Regions from separate parts of the Homo sapiens genome. Here region 2 is linked to region 1. The links are chromatin loops, found by intact Hi-C in ENCODE. Cell type or tissue: PC-9. All regions are shown on one strand. Links, peaks and the distances in the headings refer to the core of each region. The heading gives the core; the rest is flanking DNA. Region 1 overlaps SRPK2 (SRSF protein kinase 2). Region 2 overlaps SRPK2 (SRSF protein kinase 2).

Region 1 (11,415 bases), core at 2,025-10,024:
CCCCTTTCCAAAAAAAAAAAAACCTCCCTTATGACAACCAACTGAAAAAGCAAACCTCATAAGCCGTCCTGACAGCACTGAGGGAGCTTATGCTTAATTCTTGGGAAGGGGGCAGGTGAGAAGACAGAAAGGCTTTTCCTTGGGAATCTGTTATTGATATTTATGCCACTGTTCACAGCAATAGCATTTCAAGAAGTAAGCAGGACAGGGAAATTGTATGGAGGGACAAACGTTCATCTAATGGAAGGCAGGTCAGATAACCTGGTATAAAATTGTGCTGAAAGCTCCATTAACCCACTACATCCGTGACTGCGTCCTATTTTTCTGGTTATATCACCAAACTTAATACCCCAAATTAGAAGCACAGCATTTCAGAGTTCAAAGAGTACTTAGCGCCTAATTCGGGGCAGCCCTGCTGCTAGTGGCCATTGTGGTCTAACCTCCCCACATCCTGAAATGGCCCCTGCTCCCCGACTCCCACTCAGTGTCTCCGCAGCTCCCGTTACACTAACTCCCACGTCTCAGTCTGCCTGCTGGGGTCACACAGAGAGGGTCAAATGCCTCTCCACACAGCACTCTCTAAATTCAAAGTGACCATCATTGGCCACCGGTTCTTTTAACCGTTCTTTTCTATACCTAGCTAAGGCAGGGACTTGGTTTTTGATATGGAAGAACTTTAATACCTTTAATAATTTAAACGTTATTGTCTGGTATTATCCTTAAGAGCAACGAGGGAATAGAAAGGCCTGGTGTTTCAGGACCTATCTGGCCATGTGCTGACTCAGATCATGCTGAGTCAAAGCTGAAAGACAGAAAGCACCCTCTTTTTCTCCTATCAGCTGGCACTATCTGCTCAACAATGCTTTTACTTGAGCATTAGAGGAGGTAAAACACAGTAAATTCAAGAAAATTGTTAAATTAACCTCTGAATAACAGAAAATTAATATATTTATTCTGCATTCCTTTTTTCAGTGAGAAGAAAAATGCTAAGCCTTGCACACAATCTTTTCTTTTAAATATTGGAAGAATATGGATAAAAAGCAGTATGGAATAGGAAAAGCATGAAACCCAACAGCAAGCAACCCACCTTTCCCAACACGGAACGCCTAAGTAAATACCACTGAGAAAAAGCTGCTGAATGGGCCAGGAAACAGGGCAGAGGAAGAGAACCAGGAACTGGCTCGCAAATGCAGGGCCCTTTGTGTTCACCAACTCACAGGTTCAGGGTCAATGACCAAACGATGCCAGGCAGGGCCAGGGGAGTTTACAGACAATGCAACTGTGCAGCACAAAACCAGCAGCAAAACAGGCCTGACAGATAGAAGAAGAGGCTTCTGCCGCCCTGTGGAAGCCGTCATCTCAACCACTCTGGGAACAGACTCTGTCAGAGGGAGTGGGCGTTGCTGCCACTGTTTCAGAAGAGGCTAGACATCCTAGAATAAGCCAGAATATCTGCTAGCTCTTGCTTTATAAGGGAAGAGAGATTATGCATTGGCATCTGGGGAAATCCCTTCCAGTCTGGAAAGGTGAGGAACCCTGCATGTCTGGTTGACCAGGCAGAGGCTTACCTGGAGGGGCTCCCACCTGCCCGCCTTAGGCAGTCTTCCCCTGGAGATGCTACCTCATCTTCCTCCACAGTGTGAGTGAAGGGAAAAGCTCCCTATACCCTGCACATTTTCAGGGACCACAAGTGAAGTCACTGTGTCACAACAACTGAGTCTGATTCATGGGGCTGTGGGCTGTGCAGGGCCTTAAGAAGAGACCATGTCTCTCTCACAAGCCCACAACCACACCAAACACCCAGGGCCCGCCTGAGGAGGATCCTTCCACTTCTTAAGATGCCTGCGGCAGCAACCTTCCCCTCACCCAGCCCACGGTGGATGACCCTTACAGTCAGAAAAACTGAGGTCGCATGCCTCAGAGAGACTCAGCCCCATCCAGAGTGTGAAAGGAACGAGCCAATTCCCATGGCAGCAAAGGGCACAGCCGTCCTTACCATACACGCCGTGCTCCAGATGTCCGCAGGGGTGCTGTACCCCGCTCCTATTAAAACCTCTATGGAGCGGTACTGACGCGTCTGGATGTCTTCCGTGAAGTGTTTATGCTGGAAGGGAACAGGCTGCATTACCACGGAGCAACACAGACATTCAAAAAGTGTCTTCGCACACAGAATCAAGACCAAAGGTTTTAGAAAGAAAACTCTACTTACCACCCAACAAGCATTTCCCAGGTCAGCAATTTTTACTCTAATTTTATCTGCATTCCGCGGATCCAGGGGATTCACCAACAAGTCAGCTGCCCGGGTTTTTGCTGGCATGAGCAAACAGCAGGACAGTTAGTGATCGGGATAGGTGGTTTGCATGTGTGAGCACAGTGTTTGCCAGGGTCAGTCTCCTTTCCTCAAGAGTAGTGGAATGATCACTTAGGCCTGGAATACTGTAAATTAAACTTGACAGAACTAAAATTGCTTGTTCTCCACCTCTGGAAAATACTCCAGAAAAGAGCAAACTGGGCTGCCCACAGGACGCCAAGGGCACTGCCTTGACCTTTCTCTTTTTATCCCCAGTTTCTTCGGGTCCAGGTCAGCCCTAGAACAAGCCAGCCTTGCTGTCCCCCTGTCTGCAGCTTTGTGGCGGCTCTTCATGGTGTCAATCCATCCCTTCACGGCCCAGATCGAGCTTGCTGATGCATTATTACAAGGAACATGAAGGTAGAAAGAACACTGCTGTGGGGGCCGATCACTCTCAGTGACACACAGTTCCTTGGACGCCACAAGACATCAGGGTCCCTGGCACCGACACCTCACACCCACATCATCCCCTACAGTTCCCACTGCTTGGGCTGAGCACACACAGATCTCAAGGGGTAGATGACTGTTGATTAACAAACACAGATTAAAGGCAGGGACTAAACTATTCTGGTTTTGTTTTAGACAAGGAAGGTCCCAGACAGAGGTCTCCTGAGATGGCCTGGGCCATAAAGGCAACCTCTGAGGTCAGTCATGAACTTGTCATGTACATGAGCAGTCATTCTAAATTCCAGGATGACTCCAGGGAATCTCAAAGGCAGGTATAGGGCCAGCTTCCCAGAGATTCTGGGGCCAGATCTTCTCAAACAAGTTCAGATCATGCCTGTATCAAGCAGAGTTAACCAAGGGGCAAGTGACAAACAAAAATAATCTGGTGAGGCCCAGAAAAATAGTCCTTAAAGTCAGCATCTTCATCACCAAACCTCAGACTGACCTACAAGATCAGATTTCTGGTAAAGATGAAATAAAACCAGGACTTTTATTTACTGTATAAGTAATTTTGAAATGGTATTTAAAAACCAAGCAGAAAAGCCTGTTCAATGTAGAACATTAAACACTGATATGATTCGGGTTTGTGTCCCTGCCCATAACTCATGTCGAATTGTAATCCCTAGTGTTAGAAGAGGGGCCTGGTGAGAGGTGACTGGATCATGGGGGCAGATTTCCACGTTGCTGTTCTCGTGATACTGAGTGAGTTCTCACGAGATCTGGTTGTTTAAAAGTGTGTAGCACGTCCCCCTTCTCTCCTCCTCCTGCTCCAGCCATGTAAGATGCCTGCTTCCCCTTCTACCATATTTGAAAGTTTCCTAAGGCCTCCCCAGCCATGCTTCCTGTACAGCCTGTGGAACTGTGAGCCAATTAAACCTGTTTTCTTTATAAACTACCGGGTTTCCGGTATTTTTTACAGCAATGTGAGAACAGACTAATATAAACACCTACCTAGGAGAGCCCCTTTGTTTCCTTGAAGCTGGGCACTGCTGAAATGAACTAAACCTCTGTTGGGGTACATACGAGCTGTGAAACCAGGGTGCTTGGGGAGGCTCTGATTCTTCAGCAAGCCCCATAAGAGGAAGGAGGGCCAGCCTTGCAACTTGCCGTAAGGCAGTGAACAGGCAAGGGCCTCAGGACCTAGGGTGCCCACACAGCTCCCTAGGGGGGCTCCAGAGGACGCCAAGAGAATTCTGACCAGTATCTTAACCCTCAAGACCTGTTCCTCTAGCATGTTAATCAAATGAGCCAGCCAGGTACAGATATTCCCTGCTTGCTACCTTCCATATGCCTGTTTCCTTCTTTATAAGGATTCTGCACAGCCTCACCAAAGGCCAGGTATGAGCTCAGGAAAAGAAACACCAGAACTCAGCAAAAATTCAGAAAGAAAGCAGCACAAAGACCAAAAAAGAAGGCAAAATGAATATACACTGATTCACCTGGGGCTGAGAACAGAGGTCCAGGATAAATATAAAAATGCTGACCCAATGGGTAGATGAACAACACTAGACATGACTAGATGAATGCCCCGTATGTCATTTAATCAAGAAGAATCAGCAAGAAGGAAAATGGAATTTGAGGTTTGAAAAATTGGATTCAAATCTAAGTTTCAATATCTACAAGTTGTAAGACTGGCAAATGACTTAAACTCTATGAGGCTTGGTGTTCAGGAAAAGAAGAATCGGAAGGGACCACCCCTTCCCCACCGAAGACACTAAAAACCCAAACACAGGAGAGTCAGGACAGCATCTGGGCGCCTGGCCAGACGCAGGGGCTTCCCTCTGCTGTGACCAGCTGAACCATCGTCTGGGGCAGAGGCTCCCAACTGGTCAGTGAGGGACCAGAGAGCAGCAGCAGAGGGAAGGGGAGGCCCAAGAGCAAGTTCCGCCCCCACAAACAACTCAAATCATAGGTCTAATGAGAAGAGGGCGAAGCCCGGTTAGACATATTGTGGTCCTCCTGAGCCACAGAACGATGTGATTTCTTTTTCTCCATGAGAACAGTAGCCGAGTTGGCTGTTATCTGAGGGCACTCAAGTGGAAGGAGATGATCTGTAATCTGCCACCACTCTGAGATGTTGTTTTTAAAAACATTTCTCAGGAGCTGCTTAATTCAATCACGCTAGAAGAAATATACTTTCAAAGACCCATCACCTCACATTTAAATGCAGGGAATTTTTTTTTTTTTTTTTGAGACAGAGTCTCACTCTGTCGCCTAGGCTGGAGTGCAGTGGCGCGATCTCGGCTCACTGCAGCCTCCACCTCCTAGATTCAAGCAATTCTCCTGCCTCAGCCTCCCGAGTAGCTGGGATTACAGGCGCCTGAAACCATGCCCGATTAATTTTTGTATTTTTAGTAGAGACGGGGTTTCACCATGTTGGCCAGGCTGGTCTCGAACTCCTGACATCAAGTGATCTGCCCACCTTGGCCTCCCAAAGTGCCGGGATTACAGGCATAAGCCACCGCACCTGGCCTAAATTCAGGGGTGTTTCTTGTACTTAATATCCCTCATTAAGGTTCACTGAACAGAATCTCTTTGGTGACATGCTGTTATCCTCCTGGTTCGGGTTTGTAAACAGTTACTTAGCTTCTGATGCGTTCCAAATGATGCTAGGTAATGTATCTCAATAACTTAATTGTATAAAAACACAACAGGAGGTAAAAGAGATTTTGCTTTTCTTTCTTTTCTCAGTATGATAGTTCCTGAACTAAGGTACCAGACTGCTACATTCCCAAGAAGTCCACTGAAACCCAACTGGAATGCTTTTGTCACACCTCCTCTGACTGAGTCACCACAGTAGTGACCTGTCACACGGTTTCCTTCTTACAGATAATGGTGACACAAAGGACAAACTGGAGCTGTCTTCCTTCCAAAATGAAAAGCTTGCAATTGCACTCTGCTTCCACTAAGAGGGGAATGAGTGGAAAGCTTTCACTTCGGGAAGAACTGGGCCCCTTAAGTCACCTTCTGATACGCTAGTCTTTGGGTGACACTGTGGTCACTCATTCCACAAGAAGCTATCCTAGGAACTATTAGATGGTAGCCAACAGTGCCTCAGCATAATGAGACAGCTGCTGTCACACGCACATAACACATGGAGCTAGGCACACACTGACTCTTTACATCATAAGGGGTCCTTACAAGGACGACAAGAATATCCCCTCTATATGGAGGAGGTTCACTATGAGGCCCAAGGAAGTAGTGGAACTAAGAGATTTAATGTTGCCACCTCAACCATTCGTGCAACAAATATTTACTGAGTACCTTCTGTGTGCTAAGCATGGTCTTGGTACTGGGAACACTGTAAGAAAAAAACACAAGCTAAATTAGGAAACTCGTGTACTGGTTGAAAATATGGGCAATAAGGCAAATAAACGAGGAATCCACACATCCTGTCAGGTAGCTAAACAGGCTATGAAGAAAAACAAAGCAGAGAAAGGAGATGGATAATGCCAAGGCTGTTCAGGGGAGATCTTTTCTGAGAAGGTGACATTCAGGAGAGGTCTGAACAAAGGCAGGCATGAAAGTAAGAGAAGTTTGAGGCAAAGGACACGGGAAGTACAAAAATCCTAAGGCAGAAACAGGCTTGCAACTTTGAGAAACTTTAGAAAGAAGCCAGTGTGAACGGTGTAGAATGAATTAGGGAAACAGAGAATGGGTCTGGAGCAGGCACCAACAGAGACCTGCCAGGGAACACACTGGAGAGTTTGTCAGCTTCAGTGAAGGACAACTCAGGGCATCACTACTCTACATGGGAAACACAATGGAGATCATGTTGGTGAGGCGAGGGTGGGTAAGGGGGAAGAAGTTAAGCCTTAAACAGTTCTCTCTGGACTGCCAGACAGAGACAGACTGGGGAGCAAAAGCTCAAGTGATAGGAGCACGGAGGCTGTGTTAACAGTAGCCTAGCAAGGACTGACAGTGGTGTGGGTCCCCATCGAGTGACACAGAAAGGATTCCAGAAATAGCCCACAGGTAAGACCAACAAAACCACCCTGTTCCAGGGCCTTTGTCCTTCAGATGTGTTGAGCCAAGATACACACTAAGGCTCTGGCAGCTGATCATCTAAGAGGGACCATCCTCTTCTCAACCTTCAATGGCTGCCAAATTACTCTAGGAAAAAAGTGTACCTTCTTTAGCCTGGCATTTAGGTTTCTTCAAGTTCCTCAAACTGGCCCCAGTCTTTCTTCTACTATGCCCTAACATGTACATTCTGCCCTAAAGTCAGGATCTACACAAACTCTTCATTGTTTCTCTTGCCTCAAATTCACGAAGTACCGTGTGGTCAAGTGCAAGACTCTAGGCTTATACCCCTTCCCATGCAGAAAACAAAACACACCTCCCATGGGGGAGGCTGCTCTTGCTTATCAAATGGCCAAGCTGCGGGCGAAAACTGAGTGCTTCCAAACAAAGGAGATCCTGTCCCTGGTACATCCCTAGAATTTGCCAATATTAAAATGCTCTTCAAGACCTCCAGTTTCTACCTGATGCAACAGGTATTGGGGATGGTATGTGTGTTGGACACAGTAAAATTGTGACTATAAATGGAAAAAAGCGGGAGAAAGGAAAGAGAAGAAGAATGTAAAAAGGTATCACTCATTTGTTTGTTCGTTATTCAATAAATATTTATCTTAGCACTGAATCAGATGCTGAGGATGCAAAGATAAAAACACACTGCACTCTCCAAGAGTTCACATTCTAATGAGAAGACAGACAGTGACAATGAGCACTGCCCATACAACTAAGACAAGCATGGCCAGCAGGAGCAGAGGGGAAAGAGAAGTAAGCCTGCTGGGGATACAGGAAGCCCTCACCCAGGAGGCAGGCTACTGTGTTGGATCATATCCTAGATCAGGAAAATTTAAAAAGAAAATTTTAGAATTATTGAGGAAATTTGAATATGGAATAAATAATAGATGATATTAGGCCAGGTGTGATGGCTCACGCCTTTAATCCCAGCATTTTGGGAAGCCAAGGTAGGCAGATCACTCGAGCCCATGAGTTCAGGACTGGCATGGGCAACATGGTAAAACCCTACTTTCTCTACCAAAAATATAAAAGTTGACCAGACATGGTAGTGCCAACTGTAGTCCCAGCTACTTGGGGGCTGAGGTGGGAGGATCACTTGAGCCAGAAAGCAGAGGTTGCAGTGAACCGAGATCACGCCACTGCACTCCAGCCTGGGCGATAGAGCAAGATCCTGTCTCAAAATAATAATAATATAAAATTAGTGCTATTCTTACACGTTGTAATAGTATTATTGTTACAATGGAGGACGTTCTAATTCATCTCTCAGAAGATGAATGCTTAAGTATTTAGGAGTGAAGTATCCTAATATGTGTAGCATGCAGTGTCTGTGTACACAAAGTATATGCAATGCGGCAAAATGTGAATTGCTCAATCTATGTGGAGGATATACAGTTGTTTATTGTACTATTCTTTCAAAATAAAAAAATACACAGATGCTCTAATAATTCCTTCCTGCACCTTCCTGGATGGTGCTGGTTATGCAGGGATGTACACTCTCCACTGTGGAGACCACTGCTGTAGATGATGGGGAGCTGTGGAAACTGTGAGCAGGGGAATACACTGATCGGGTGAGCATACTGCAAAGACACTCTAGCAGCACCATGGAAGGGCATGCTGAAAGGCAGGTGGGGAGAAAAGCTGGAGAGAACACAAAGCCAAGACACCAGTAAGGAACCTCCATAATAGGAGAGGCAAGCAATGACACTGCCCACTTTAGGGACAAGGCAAGGGGGACCCCTACTTAGGAGGTATGACTGGCAAAATGAGATGATTTACTGGACATGAGAGAAAAAAAGAAGACATCCTGATGATCAAGTTTCTCACTGGAGCAACAAGAAATGGTGGCAACAAGTGTAGGAAATACAGTATGTGTAGCAGGTTGGCAGGGAAAGTTGTATTCTGGTTTTGGACATGTAAGGTTTGAAGTTTCCTGTGACACAGAGATGGAGCTGTCATGTAAACAATAGGATAAGTCTTATGACTTGCCTGGGCCTCCAATGATGACCATGTGGTAACAAGCAGCAATTCTGCTCCTTTACATGGATTGTGATGACCAAGGCAACTTACATTCAATGGGAAATTTTTCAATATATTATTATTATATGTTATTTATGTACCTTTGCCATTGACCTGTTTTATTTAATTCAGTGCTACTAACAACCTTAGAGGTAGCCATTTCTTTCTTTTGATAGAGGAATGAACCAAGGCTCAGACAGGGTAAGAAACCAAAGTTCCACAGTTATTAAGTTTTGAGCTGGGGTTTAATCTGATATGCAGGTGCCTCTCGGTGTCTGCAGGGGAACTGGTTCCAGGACATCCTGAGGATACCAAAATCCACAGATGCTCAAGTCTCTGATATAAAACGGTGTAGTGTTTGCATATAACCTACATATATCTTCCTATACACTTTAGTTGATCTCTAGTTATTTATAATACCTGCTACAATGTAAATGGTATGTAAATAGTTGTTATACTGTATTGTTTAGGGAGTAATGACAAGGGGGGAAAAATCTGTACATGTTCAATAAAGACACAGTTTTTTTTCCCCTCCAACTATTTCCCACCTGAAGTTAGCTGAACACATGGATGGGAAATCCAAAGATGTAAAACCCATGGATATGGAGGGCTGACTGTACTTGAAGCCACTGCAGCCCAAGCTAATACTTGCAAAATAAGTATGAATAAAAAAGGTACTTTGAGCTGGTCATGGTGGCTCAGGCTCGTAATCCCAGCACTTTGGGAGGCTGGGGAGGGCAGATCACCTGAGGTCAGGCACTGGAGACCAGCCTGGCCAACATGGTGAAGCTCTGTCTATACTAAAAATATAAAAATTAGCCGGGCATGGTGACGGGCGCCTGTAATCCCAGCTGCTCGGGAGACTGAGGCAGGAGAATTGCTTGAGTTCAGGAGGCGGAGGTTGCAGTGAGCTGAGATTGCACCACTGCACTCCAGCCTGGGCAACTAGAGTGAGACTGTCTCAAAAAATAAATAAATAAATGAATGAATAAAATAGAAATAATTAAAAAGGTACTTTGTAAATTACTTTCTATATGAAACTTCAGCCGGGCGCGGTGGCTCACGCCTGTAATCCCAGCACTTTGGGAAGCTGAGGCGGGTGGATCACGAGGTCAGGAATTTGAGACCAGCCTGACCAACATGGTGAAACCCTGTCTCTACTAAAAATACAAAAATTAGCCGGGCATGGTGGCACGCGCCTATAATCCCAGCTACTCAGGAGGCTGGGGCGGGAGAATCGCTTGAACCCGGGAGGCAGAGGTTGCAGTGAGCCGAGATCGCGCCACTGCACTACAGCCTGGGTGACAGAGCAAGACTCAATCTCATAAAAAAAAAAAGAAACTTCAAGTAAGAGAAAAATTGAACTGCAACAGCAACAATAAGTCTGGATAAGGTACCTCTCACTACTGCCCTTTCCCAGAAATTAACCTACATTCTATGTAAGCACCTTCAAACACTCCCTGGAAAGGGGAACAGGAGCTGACCACGTCCAGCCAAGTAAAGAAAGCAAATCCTTAGGAGGATTCATCATAGCCAGTGCGTAACAAAGCCAGCTTACTCGGCGTGCAATTCCAGACTGCTGGAACCAAAGGGGCTGCAGAATGTCGGGCTGTTTGCAGGGCTGGCTCATCAATTTTACTCGCTGTGTGTTAAACAGTCTTGTCAGTAGAGGGAGCAGAGGGAGGTTTCAGAGCTTTTCCCCCATAAGCCAGTATGGAAACCAGCTGTGTTACCCAGTTTTCACTTACTAGAGTCACTTGGCATTCACTCCCAAAATAAGGCTTTGAATAAGTCAAGCCTTCTTAGGTAGACAAGAACACAAGAGCCAATCTATAATCTGTCATCACATTTAAATCCATGCCAATTCCTTGAAAATTACAATCCTGGGCCAGTTACCAATAGTAGGGTCCTATAATCAGGAACAACTATCAAAAGACAATATGACACTTCTTTCTCAATAGAGTCAAAGAGGAGGCATAATTTTCTTGAATAGAAACAAAACAAAACTAAACTAAACTAAATATAATGACATTAGATGGAAGAAGATACGAATTTTAAACTAAACTACACATTCTAGAAAGGTGTAAGTTGCTAAAACTGGAAGGTTTTTGCAAATGATGCTGCTGACTAAATATATTAAAAATGAAAACTGGTCAGAAATAAGATTTGGTATGCAGAGAGCAAGAAATAGCCTAATGGCATAGAAAATTTATTTAAATCACATTACTTCTTCAGGAGTATAAAAGTAATAAAACTGATCAGTACACACACACAGGGCTTGGCCACTTCCAGCCAATTCCTTCACAGCATTTGTTAAAGGCACGTCCCTGGAGTCAGCGATGGCAGACAGTTGATGGGAAGAAACACTTACCTTTTGGCAAATCCCCAGTACTGGAGGCTGAAACCGTTCTGCTTCTGTCATGGGATGGACTGCTCTCCTCTTGCTCAGTAAGTGGTGATCCCTCAGAAAGCACAGAGCCGCAGGCCACAGGTTCTAAGGATCCAGAGAACAACGAGGTGGAAAACTCTGGGAACTGTGACTCGGGAATTTTATGTCGTCCATTTGGCAATTC
Region 2 (11,415 bases), core at 1,202-9,201, 180 kb after region 1:
ATCTTTATTCTACTTATTTTTCCTTTGATCCTAGTTTTTGGCATATCTATTATAAGTCTACTCAAACTTTTTGTGGAATGAAATGGAGCATTAAAAAACTAAGTTATGTCTCAATTTTAAAAGCCAAATCCACCCTTCCACAAATACACAATATTAACGTCAATTGCTTCAGACTTTTTACACCCTTTCCATCAGACAACCCACAATCTAGGAGGGGCTCGGTTGTGCACATAGTACAACCGTCCTTAACCGCTTAGTTGACTAAAAACTGTAATAAAAGTAAAGAGCTGTTTTGGGCATCAAAGGACATTACCAAAAAAGTGAAAAGGCAACCTACAGAATGAAAAAAAATATCTGCACATCATATATCTGATAAGGGTCAAGAGTATGTAAAGAACTCTTACAACCCACCAACAAAAAAATAAATAACCCAATTAAATAATAAGCAAATAATTTCTTTCTTATTTTTTTTTTGAGACGGAGTTTCACTCGTCTCCCAGGCTGGAGTACAATGGCGCGATCTGGACTTACTGCAACTTCCACCTCCTGGGTTTAAGCAATTCTCCTGCCTCAGCCTTCTGAGTAACTGGGACTAGTGGCACCTGCCACCACGCCTAGCTAACTTTTTGTATTTTTAGTAGAGACAGGTTTCACCATGTTGGCTGGGCTGATCTTGAACTCCTGACCTCAGGTGATCTGCCTGCCTAGGCCTCCCAAAGTGCTGGGATTACAGGCCTGAGCCACTCCACCTGGCCAACAAGCAAAGGATTTCAAGTCATTTCTCTAAAGATATAAAAATGGCCAAAAACACATGAAAAGATGCTTAACATCAGTCATTAGGAGAATGCAAATAAAAACCATGAAATACCACCTCACACCCATCAGGACATCTACAAACAGAAATACAGACAATAAGTGTAGGCAAGGATGTAGAAAACTGGAACCCTTGTACGTTGCTGGTGATTATGTAAAATAGCTCAGATGGTCATCATGTAAAATAGTTCTGACACTGTGAAAAAGTGTGGTGGTTCCTCAAAAACTAAAGCACAAAAATTAATCTATGACCCAGCAATTATATTCCTAGGTTTATATTCAAAAGAAAGAAAACAAGAACTCAAATCTTTGTGCAGGAATGTTGGTATAGTTCTATTCATAACTAAAAGGAAGAAACAATCCAAATGCCATCAATGGGTGAGTAAACAAATTGTGGTACATATATACAATGTAATATTATTCAGTCATAAAAGCAAGTGAACTTTGACAAATGCTACAACATGGATGGACACTGAGGACAAAAATAAATAAAAATTAAAAATAAAATGTACATGAACAAATAATTTCAAGATGAAGTACTGATATATGCTACAAAGTAGATGAAACTTGGCTGGGTGCAGTGGCTCACGCCTGTAATCCCAGAACTTTGGGAGGCCAAGGTGGGGGGATCACAAGGTCAGGAGTTCGAGACCAGCCTGGACAATATAGTGAAACTACGTCTCTACTAAAAATACAAAAATTAGCCAGGCATGGTGGTGCACGCCTGTAGTCCCAGCTACTTGGGAGGCTGAGACTGGAGAATCGTTTGAACCCAGGAGGCGGAGCTTGCGGTGAGCCGAGATCATGCCACTGCACTCTAACCTAAGCAACAGAGTGAGACTCCGTCAAAAAAAAAAAAAAAAACAAGCGGGGGTAGATGAACCTTGAAAACATTATACTATGTAAACAAAGTCAGACACAAATGGTCATTAAATATGTTAAATTTCCAGAATAGGTAAATTTAATCTCAGCCCTGCACCTCAGATGCAATTTTAATGGAGCGCCTGCTGGCTGCAGATAAAATCGTATGTATCAACAAATATAATAAAACCCAAACATTCCTGAATCCATAAGTCACTTAATTCTTTTCATCTTTTTGGAAGCCAGTAAATCAACTATTTTCAATGTGCTAAGCAAAAGGAAAGAATCAAGCATGCATCCTGACTTTCCCTCACAAACTCAACCTGAAGTATACAAACAGTTGATATGGGAATATTTATCTTTTCTGTAGAAATGAGGTCTCACTATGTTCCCCACTCTAGGCTCAAATTCCTGGCCTCAAGTGATCCTCCCACCTTGGCCTCCCCCAAGTGCTGGGATGACAGGCATGAGATACCACACCAGGCAAGAAAGTTTCTCTTTACAAAATATTCCAGAAATGAATAAATAAATAAGGAATAATAAAATTACACTATCACCATTTGAAACTACTAATGAATTAATGAATGTAGGCAATGGTCAGTGGGCAATAACATCACAAAAGACAAGACAATCAGGCATTATATGCATGTAAGGGGAAAAAAAAGTTAGGACTTACTTTTGTCAAAAGGTAATGATTTTTTTTTTTTTAAATTACCAGGTGCAGTGGCTCAAGCCTGTAATCCCAGCACTTTGGAAGGCCAACATGGGCGGATTGCCTGAGCTCAGGAATTTGAGGCCAGCCAGCGTAACATGGTAAAACCCCATCTCTACCAAAATACAAAAAAATTAGCAGGGTGTGGTGATGCGCACCTGTAATCCCAGCTACTCGGGCAGCTGAGGCAGGAGAATCGCTTGAACCCGGAAGGCAGAGGTTGCAGTGAGCCAAGATCACACCACTGCACTCCCGCCTGGGCAACAGAGTGAGACTCCATCTCAAAAAAAAAAAAAAAAAAATTGGCCAGGCACAGTGGCTCACACCTGTAATCCCAGCACTTTGGGAGGCCGAGGTGGGTGGAATGCCTGAGCTCAGGAGTTTGAAACCAGCCTGGGTAACACAGTGAAACCCCATCTCTACTAAAATACAAAAAAATTAGCCAGGTGTGGCGTCGTGGACCTGTAATCCCAGCTACTTGGGAGGCTGAGGGAGGAGAATCCCTTGAACCAGGGAGGCGGAGGTTGCAGTCAGCAAAGATTGCACCACTGCACTCCAGCCTGGACAACAGAGCGAGACTCTGTCTCAAAAAAAAGCAAGAGACATCATGAACTGTTGGAGGGGCAGCAAGGTACATTGTCAGTGGGTGTATATATCTTGAACTCCTTTTCTTATTTAAAAAGAAAAAGAAAAAACATTCAAATAGAAAAACAAGCAAAGTAAAAGAACTGGCAGTATACAAATGAAAAAACAACTAATTAATATAAAAGGGCAAAGTCGCACCTCATTTATATCCAAAAAAATGTAAATTAAAATGACATCTATTTGTTTTAACTGCATTATCCAGGGCTCACAAAAATTCAATAACATGTATTATGAACATATGAACTGGCAAAACCAGTTGGGCGTGGTGGTTCACACACTTTGGGAGGCGAGGCTGGCCGGTAATTTGAGGCCAGGAGCTAGAGACCAGCCTGGCCAACATGGTGAAACCCCGTCTCTACTAAAAATATGAAAAATTAACCGGGGGTCATAGCACATGCCTGTAATCCAAGCTACTTGGGAGGTTGAGATATGAAAATCACTTGAACCCAGGAGGCAGAGGTTACACTGAGCTGAGATCGCACCACTGCACTCCAGCCTGGACGACAGAGTAAGACCCTGTCTTGAAAAATAAACTGGCAAATCCTTCCCAAAGATTACCTGGGCAACATGTTTCAAAACACATTTTTTATTTTTTCAAGACAGAGTCTTGCTCTGTCACCCAGGCTGGAGTGCAGTGGCAGAATCTCAGCTCACTGCAACCTCTGCCTCCCAGGTTCAAGCAATTCTGCCTCAGCCTCCTGAGTAGCTGGGACTACAGGTGTGCACCATCACGCCCGGCCAATTTTTGTATTTTTGGTAGAGACAGGGTTTCACCATGTTGGCCAGGCTGGTCTCAAACTCCTGACCTCAGGCGATCTGCCCGCCTTAGCCTCCCAAAGTGCTGGGATTGCAGGCGTTAGCCACCATGCCCGGCCCAAAACATATTTTGTAAATGCCGGCTGACATAGTAATTGGAAATCTAGAAGTTAATGTTCTAGAAAATGAATGCTCATAGGTGTATAGCACATTACATATAACAAAAGAAAAACCTGTAAACATAAATGTCGAATAATGAGAAATTCATTAAGTAAATTGCTCAAATGTAGTGAAATCTCATTAATCATTCTTACAAAGTATATGTAGGAGAACAGGAAATATGCTTAGAATATATTCTTAAGCATTTAAAAACTCACAATAAAATGGTATGGTGGGTATCTCAATTTTTCTAATAAAGAAACAATTTATGAGCTGGGTGCAGTGGCTCCTGCCTGGAATCCCAGCACTCTGGGAGGCTGAGGCAGGAAGATCACTTGAGCACAGGAGTTCGAGACCAGCCTGCACACCATAGGGGATCCCACCTCTATTTTTAAAAAATAGAAAACTTATAAAGGAGCCTAGAATGATTCACACCAAAATATTATCAAAGCCCTAGCCACTGAAAGTCAAGTATTTTTTCCATTTTATACTCTTCTGGAAATTTTTATTTTACTGCAAAAGACCTGAATTAATCTAACAACTGGGAAAATAAAATATCACACACATGCCACTAGCTAAACTGACTATAAGAATTTTAATAATACTAACTCTATTAAAAACTAGTTTGAGATGCTGGGCAATTCATTTAAGCTCTCTGGACCTGTTTCTTAACAGAAAAAAATCAGAAGCTGAACTAGATAAGTGGTTTTCAAACTGTGAAATCATACATGTAAAGTGCTTAATACAAGACCTGGCACAGAGTGAACACTAATGCACACTAACGCTGTGTATTACTACTAACCAAGGACTTGCTGCCAGGCAAACATGAGAATTCTGGGCCCATGACTCTCATTTCAACCTTTCAACCACTTGGCTTTTATGCTTCAAATATTGGACTCTGGATACAATTTCAATTAAAGAAAAGGTTCCACTGTTTTAAAACAACTTGACTAGATAATCCCTAAAGTCACTTATAACATAATATCAAGCTAAATATTACACACGTGTGTTCTCATTCCTTTGGCAAGTCCAGATATACCCCCAACGAACAAATATTCATGGTGAACAAACAATAAAAATCTGGATAAGTTGTATTTGACATGATTCTAATATAATGCATAATAAATTTTTGTTAATTCTGAGATTCTATGATGGTTTTCCTCCTAACCCTCTTTCAAAGTATAGGTATTGGTCATTAAAAATTTTCTGTAGTTACTACCTGTTTAGTATTATGAAACTCCCAGCCTTTTTATAGAAAGCAAAAAGGTGTACACTAAACGAAAAGACATCTTTAGGTAATTTTTTTTTTTTTTTTTTTGAGACTGAGTTTCGCTCTTGTCACCCAGCCTGGAGTGCAATGGCGCGATCTCGGCTCACTGCAACCTCCGCCTCCTGGGTTCAAGTGATTCTCCTGCCTCAGCCTCCCAAGTAGCTGGGATTACGGGCACCCGCCATGATGCCCAGATAATTTTTGTATTTTTAGTAGAGACTCAGCCTCCCAAAATGCTGGGATTACAGGCGAGAGCCACCGTGCCTGGCCATCTTGAGGTAATCTTAAAACTGTGCCTTTTAACTTGAAGAAAATACCTCTCAAATTACTGTGCATTAAGGCCTAGGAAATAGCATTAACTTCGGTAGTATATTCACCACTCAATCAAGACACTCTCAAGGCCGCTTATAAAGCCTGGTATCTACTCACTTACACTACTTTACCTCCAAGCTAAGTAAGCACTTCAACAGCAAACTAGCACTAACAATTCTAAAAACCAGGGAGCCCACCAGATAAACTACATTCCTGACTTGTAACTCTGACAATATTTTTTCCATGACTTTAATTTTACAAATTAGATCAAAGATAAACAGTTTATCTGCTGTTTCCATGACCATCTTTCTAATGAGGAATTCCTACTGTTCTAATTAGAAAAGGTTAATGATAAGGTTAAAGATAAGAAACTAATGCAAGGACACAAGAGATACAAGGATAGGACAAAGTTACTCTGACCTTTGGATTAGCCTCTTCTCACTCCAGGATCAGTTACATCCATGTGGAGGCAAGCATGGCCTAGGGAAGACTAGTTCCCGCCCACTGGCCATACTTACTAGGTTCTATGACCTTAGGCAAGCTATTCTAACCCTCAAGACCTGTTTATCTCATTTGCAAAAAGGGGACAACAATATCTAGTGTACATGACAGTTATGAGGCTTAAGTGAGACTGAATAGGAATGTCATAAACATCTGTTCCCTCTCCCACTCCTTTATACCTGAAAATCAGACTCTCATTTGATTCTCTTTTTTCCTGAGGGGAAGAAGAGCAGCCAAAGCAACTCCCAGTGTTAATGTTTATACCTTCCAGCAGTTCTCAAAGTGTGGTTCACAAACCTTCAGAAGTCTCCAAGATCAAACCTATTTCCATAATGATTCAAGACATTATTTGCCTCTTTCTGTGTCAACATTTGCACTGACGACATAAAAAGAATGGTGGATTAAGCTGCTGGCATCTTAGCACAAATCAATGTGGTGGCCCCAAGCTGTACTAGCAGTCCTTGCATTTAACTTTCAGTTAAAAAGTTGCCAGGTTCATGTAAGGATGTTCTTGATGAAGCAATGAAAAAATTAATTTCATTAAATCTCAATGTTGAGTTGACAGCGTTTTCATATTCTATGTGCTAAAATGGGAAGTATTCCTGCTACCAACCAAAGTAAAATGCATGTCTCCAGGAAAAACACCTGTGCAATCATTTTATTTGCTTTTTCCAGCAAGGCTTATTAACAGACAAGCCTTGGTTATTCAAATTTGGGAACCTGACAGACATTTTTCTCAAAAGCGTATGAAATGAGCTTGTTGCTTTAAAGAAAATATACAAGAACACAGGATGGGGTTGAATATTTTCTTCATATATTTCAACAAAAATAACATATCACAACAGACTGAAGGCAGACACATATATGATAATCTGTCTTCAATTAAGCCAGACATTAAAGAAATTTTCAAAAATGTCCAACAATGTCATTCTTCTCATTAGTTTTAAAAAGTACCCCTTTTTGTTGCTGTTGTTGTTGAGACAGGATCTCATTGTCATCCAGGCTGGAGTGCAGTCACTGTAGCCTCAACCTCCCAGATTCAGGTGATCCTCCCACCTCAGCCTCACAAGTAGCTGGGACTATAGGTGTGCACCACCACTCCTGGCTAATTTTTGTATTTTTTTAGTAGAGATGGGGTTTCACCATGTTGCCCAGGCTGCTCTCGAACTCCTAAACTCAAGCAATCCACCCGACTCAGCCTCAGCCTCATAAAGTGCTGGGATTACGGGCATGAGCCACCATGCCGAGCCAAAAGCATACATTCTTATTTTAAAATACGCTATTCATTTTTGTGGTTTTGTTTTTTGATACAGAGTCTCGCTCTGTCACCCAGGCTTGAATGCAGTGGTGTGATCTCAGCTCACTGCAACCGCCGCCTCCTGGGTACAAGCGATTCTCCTACCTCAGTCTCCAAAGTAGCTGGGATTACAGGCGCACGCCAGGTCGCCCAGCTAATTTTTGTATTTTTAGTAGAGGCAGGGTTTCAGCATGTTGGCCAGGCTGGTCTCGAACTCCTGACCTCAGGTGATCCGCCCACCTCAGCCTCCCAAAGTGCTGGGATGACAGGCGTGAGCCACTGCACCCAGCCTAAAAATATGCTATTTGTTAACATACAGTAAGTGTATTGACAACTACACGTTTTTAATTTCTGACAAAGCAAGTACCAATTGATATAAACTGCATTAAAAGGCTCTTTGGGCTCCTAAATAATTTTTTAGAGTCTGTCCTAAGAGCAAAATGTTTAAGAATCAGTGTTTATACCATTACCAAATTCCTTAATACAGGCTATTTGGGTAAACAGAAATGTCACTCAGTACTCATTTTATGTTCTTTCCGTCACACACTTAAGAGCAAATAACTTCACTGTCAATATTCTAGCTTAATCAACCTTTTTTGAAACACGCTTCTCACCATCCCCTTTGAGAATATGAGTAAGGTACCAATTCTCCAGAAAACTCTTGCACACTGCAGAATTCATGCAAGTTCTGAGTCCAAGGACTCTGTCCTTTGGTCTATTCCACTAGACACTGGTATAAAATCCTGGTAATAGCAGCGAGGTATCAGTATTTTACATATCCAGTTTTTAACCACTGTATTCCAAAGAATAGAGAGTCACAAATCAAATGATGACAAGCCGACCTATAAAACATAATTTACATGAATGAGTAAAATTCATGTTTTAAAACAAAACCCAAGCAATATTTTCAAGTAAAACAAGAATCACATCTCAGCTAAAATAAAAACAAATCCAAAAGGGTGAAAATTAAATCTGTTGCATCTTTTAAAACTGCTTAATTCACTCAATATTTCAAAATTAATTTGGAAATCACAGCTAAGAAAAACATATGTTCACAGATCTAATTTCTGTGAAAATGTAACACACTATTTTTAAATTCTACACGTTAATCAAGGAATCACAGTTTTTCATCACTGCAAACGTCCTTTTCAATATGGCCTGAGTTATAATCAAAATGGAATAATCTACTACCATAGGTTCGTTTCTAAGAATAGAAGAGTTTAAGTATACAGCCCTCCATTTATGGTTTTGTGAATTTTTTTTAACATTATCAAGGCTAAAAATTACCTTCCTCTTTGTTCCTTCTACATTCTTGAAAGCTTACTTAAGAAACATACTGGTGATTAACAATTTTTAGTTTTTATTTTCAACATCCACTCTTAAATTTAATGCACTTGCGGCGGGGGGGGGGGGGGCGGTGGATGGCAGGGGGAGAATATAAGCCCCTTTAAACACTTTTTTTCTAGTTACTTTTCCGGTTAAAGGAAACTAAATATGGCCTGAGAAGGACTCCGTACTTCAATATTTAAGTCCTTGTGGAGGATCCATAAGCTAACAGGTAGACAAGATTGAAAAACGTAACTATGGGTATGCGCCTGTAAATACAGCTGAGTCCTGGCAAATTCCAGCAGCCGTACTTTAACCATTCATACACTGCTGAGTGTTCAAACTGTGTTCAGCTAAGGCAAATGCTGACCTGTAACCAACCTGACTGTTTCTGTACCTCACTTCCGAGTTCTGGACATCACTTCCCCCCCTTTTTTTTTTTTTTTGTCTATAAATCTTCTTCCACCACATAGCTGCACTGCAGTCTCTGAATCTCCCGTGATTCTTGGGGCTGCCCGACTCGCGAATTGTTCACTGCTCAATTAAACTCCTTTAAATTTAATTCAGCTGAAGTTTTTCTGTTAACATTCCAAATAATAACATTCCAAATAATAAAATGGTCTTTCCACCAATCCACTTTATTAAATCTTCACACAGTTACATTTTCTCTTCAGGTGCATTGTCTACAGGTTGATTTTGCTATATATTTAAGGCAAATAATAAAGCAACATCTATACTTTTAAAAAATCAGTGACACATACACACATTCTGTTTCTCTCACAATCACACAAACACCCACGCATATCCCTAACAAGGTACAAGAATAAACCTTGGAAGATTCATATTTTGCTCAGCACCTCTCACCTTAATTCCTCTAATACAAAAATTTTACCAGTTTAATCATTTGGAAGAGGAAAAGAGGAACTACATCTTCAAAATGGACACAATTTATGTGAAACAAAATATGGAGAAAACTTATCTATAAAATTTCTTCAGTGTTTTTCAGTTTAAAAACACATCAATAATTACCTTGAGAATAAGTTAAAGTACACATTTTCAGAAACAGCAACCAGTAAGCTCATTTCCACAGTACTCAAAACCAAGAGGCAAACTAAATACATCTTGTAAGGCGACCCATAAAAATAAAAATAAAATCAGTAATAATTTAGCCATTTAGTTTCAAAGTTATAGTTATAAAGCTAATTTTGCATTCAAGTGACAAAACCCTATCTACCATCAAAAACCAAACTGTGGCCAAAGACCTTCATATACAGCTTTTCCTTTTTTTAACCCATTTATGCCGAAGGTTGCAAACTTTTTTTGTGAAAAATCAGACCTTGGCAATGACCTGGAGCAGGATATAAATAACTCCCACAAGCTTAGTGTTCCAATAATGGAACACTAGGCACAACTGGGTTAATGAGACAAGGTCTTGCTCTGTTGCCCAGGCTGGAATGGCGGTGTGATCATAGCTCACTGTTGCCCTAAACTTCCAGGCCCATGCAATCCCTCTGCCTCAGCCTCCTGAGTAGGTAGGACTACAGGCAGGTACTACCACACTCAGCTAGTTTTTAAAATTTTTTTGAAGAGACAAGGTCTTGCTATGTTGTACAGGCTCATCTCAAACTCCTGACCCCAAGTGATCTTCCCACCTCAGCCTCCCAAAGCGCTGGGATTGCAGATGTGAGTCACTGCACCTGGCCCATATACAGTTCTTAAAAGTGAATTCCAGATAAACAGATATACACATGCACAGCAATAACAGTCTGCACATGAAGACCACTCAATGCGGAAAGAACAGACTATTCAACAAATGGTGCTAAGACAACTGGGTATCCACATGCAGAAAAATGAGGCTGGACCCCTTCCTCCTCGTACCTTATACAAAAATAAACTTAAAATCGACAAACAACCTACATAAGAGCTGAAATCATAAAACTCTTAGAAGATAACATACAGGTAAATCTTCATGACCTTGGGTATGACAACAGATTCTTAGATATAACACCAAAAAAGCACATACAACAAAAGAAAAAACTGTAAAATGAACTTCAAAATTAAAAACTTTTCTGCATCAAATGACATTATCAGGAAAATGAAAAGACAACCTGCAGAATGGAAGAAAATATTAACAAATCTGATAGGGATCTAGTACCTGGAATATATACAACAACAAAAATAAACTACTTGATTATAAAATGAGCGAAAGATTTTAATAGAATCTCTCAAATAAAATATACAAAAGGTCAACAAGAATATGAAAAGATGCTCAACATCATTCATAAGGAGAATGCAAATAAAAACGAGGCACAACTTCACACCCACAAGGATGGCTAATGATAAAAAGTTAAAAACAACAACAACAACTAACAAGTACTGGAAAATATGTGGAGAAATTGAAATCCTTGTACACTGCTGGTGGGAATATAAAATGGTATCTTTTCTATGAAAACTGGAGATTTCTCAAAAAGTTAAACATAGAATTACCATACAACTCAGCAATTCCACTCATAGGTAGAAACCCAAAAGAAGTGAAAACTAGTACTTCAAATAATATGTACACCCATGATCACAGCAGCATTATCCACAATAGCCAAAAAGTGAAAACAACCCAAATGTCTACCAACAAATGAATGGATGAACAAATCCTGGTGTATAGATACAATGAAATACTATGTAGCCATAAAAAGGAATGGAATGTTGGGCCAGGCACAGTGGCTCACAGCTGTAATCCCAGGACTCTGGGAGGCCGAGGCGGACAGA

Evidence for each region. Hi-C counts contacts between places; a loop is a spot of excess contacts. Peaks named below come from ENCODE experiments on the same cell type or tissue, not always from the same donor. Only the 100,000 strongest peaks of a DNase experiment are listed, where the experiment ranks them.
Region 2: a loop joins it to region 1, with 1.9 times the contacts of the local background. A loop is called at or near these places in 1 of 110 quality-filtered maps.

What each region holds. Positions count from the first base shown.
Region 1 is chr7:105,130,795-105,142,209 of GRCh38, forward strand. SRPK2 (SRSF protein kinase 2) reads right to left here. Exons shown (of 16, transcript NM_182692.3): 11 at 11,214-11,415; 12 at 2,210-2,310; 13 at 1,997-2,104. LOC124901717 (a long non-coding RNA gene) reads left to right here. Exons shown (of 2, transcript XR_007060465.1): 2 at 973-3,379. Among named protein-coding and RNA genes, the nearest start is that of KMT2E, 120 kb to the left of the region's middle. RefSeq lists silencers at 737-846, 11,067-11,243. In PC-9, for the core only: a CTCF peak has its summit at 5,825; a DNase peak (open chromatin) is centred at 5,607; H3K27ac peaks cover 1,286 bases.
Region 2 is chr7:105,310,778-105,322,192 of GRCh38, forward strand. The region is part of intron 2 of SRPK2 (SRSF protein kinase 2); the gene reads right to left. Among named protein-coding and RNA genes, the nearest start is that of SRPK2, 72 kb to the right of the region's middle. In PC-9, for the core only: no CTCF peak of the experiment used is centred there; no DNase peak of the experiment used is centred there.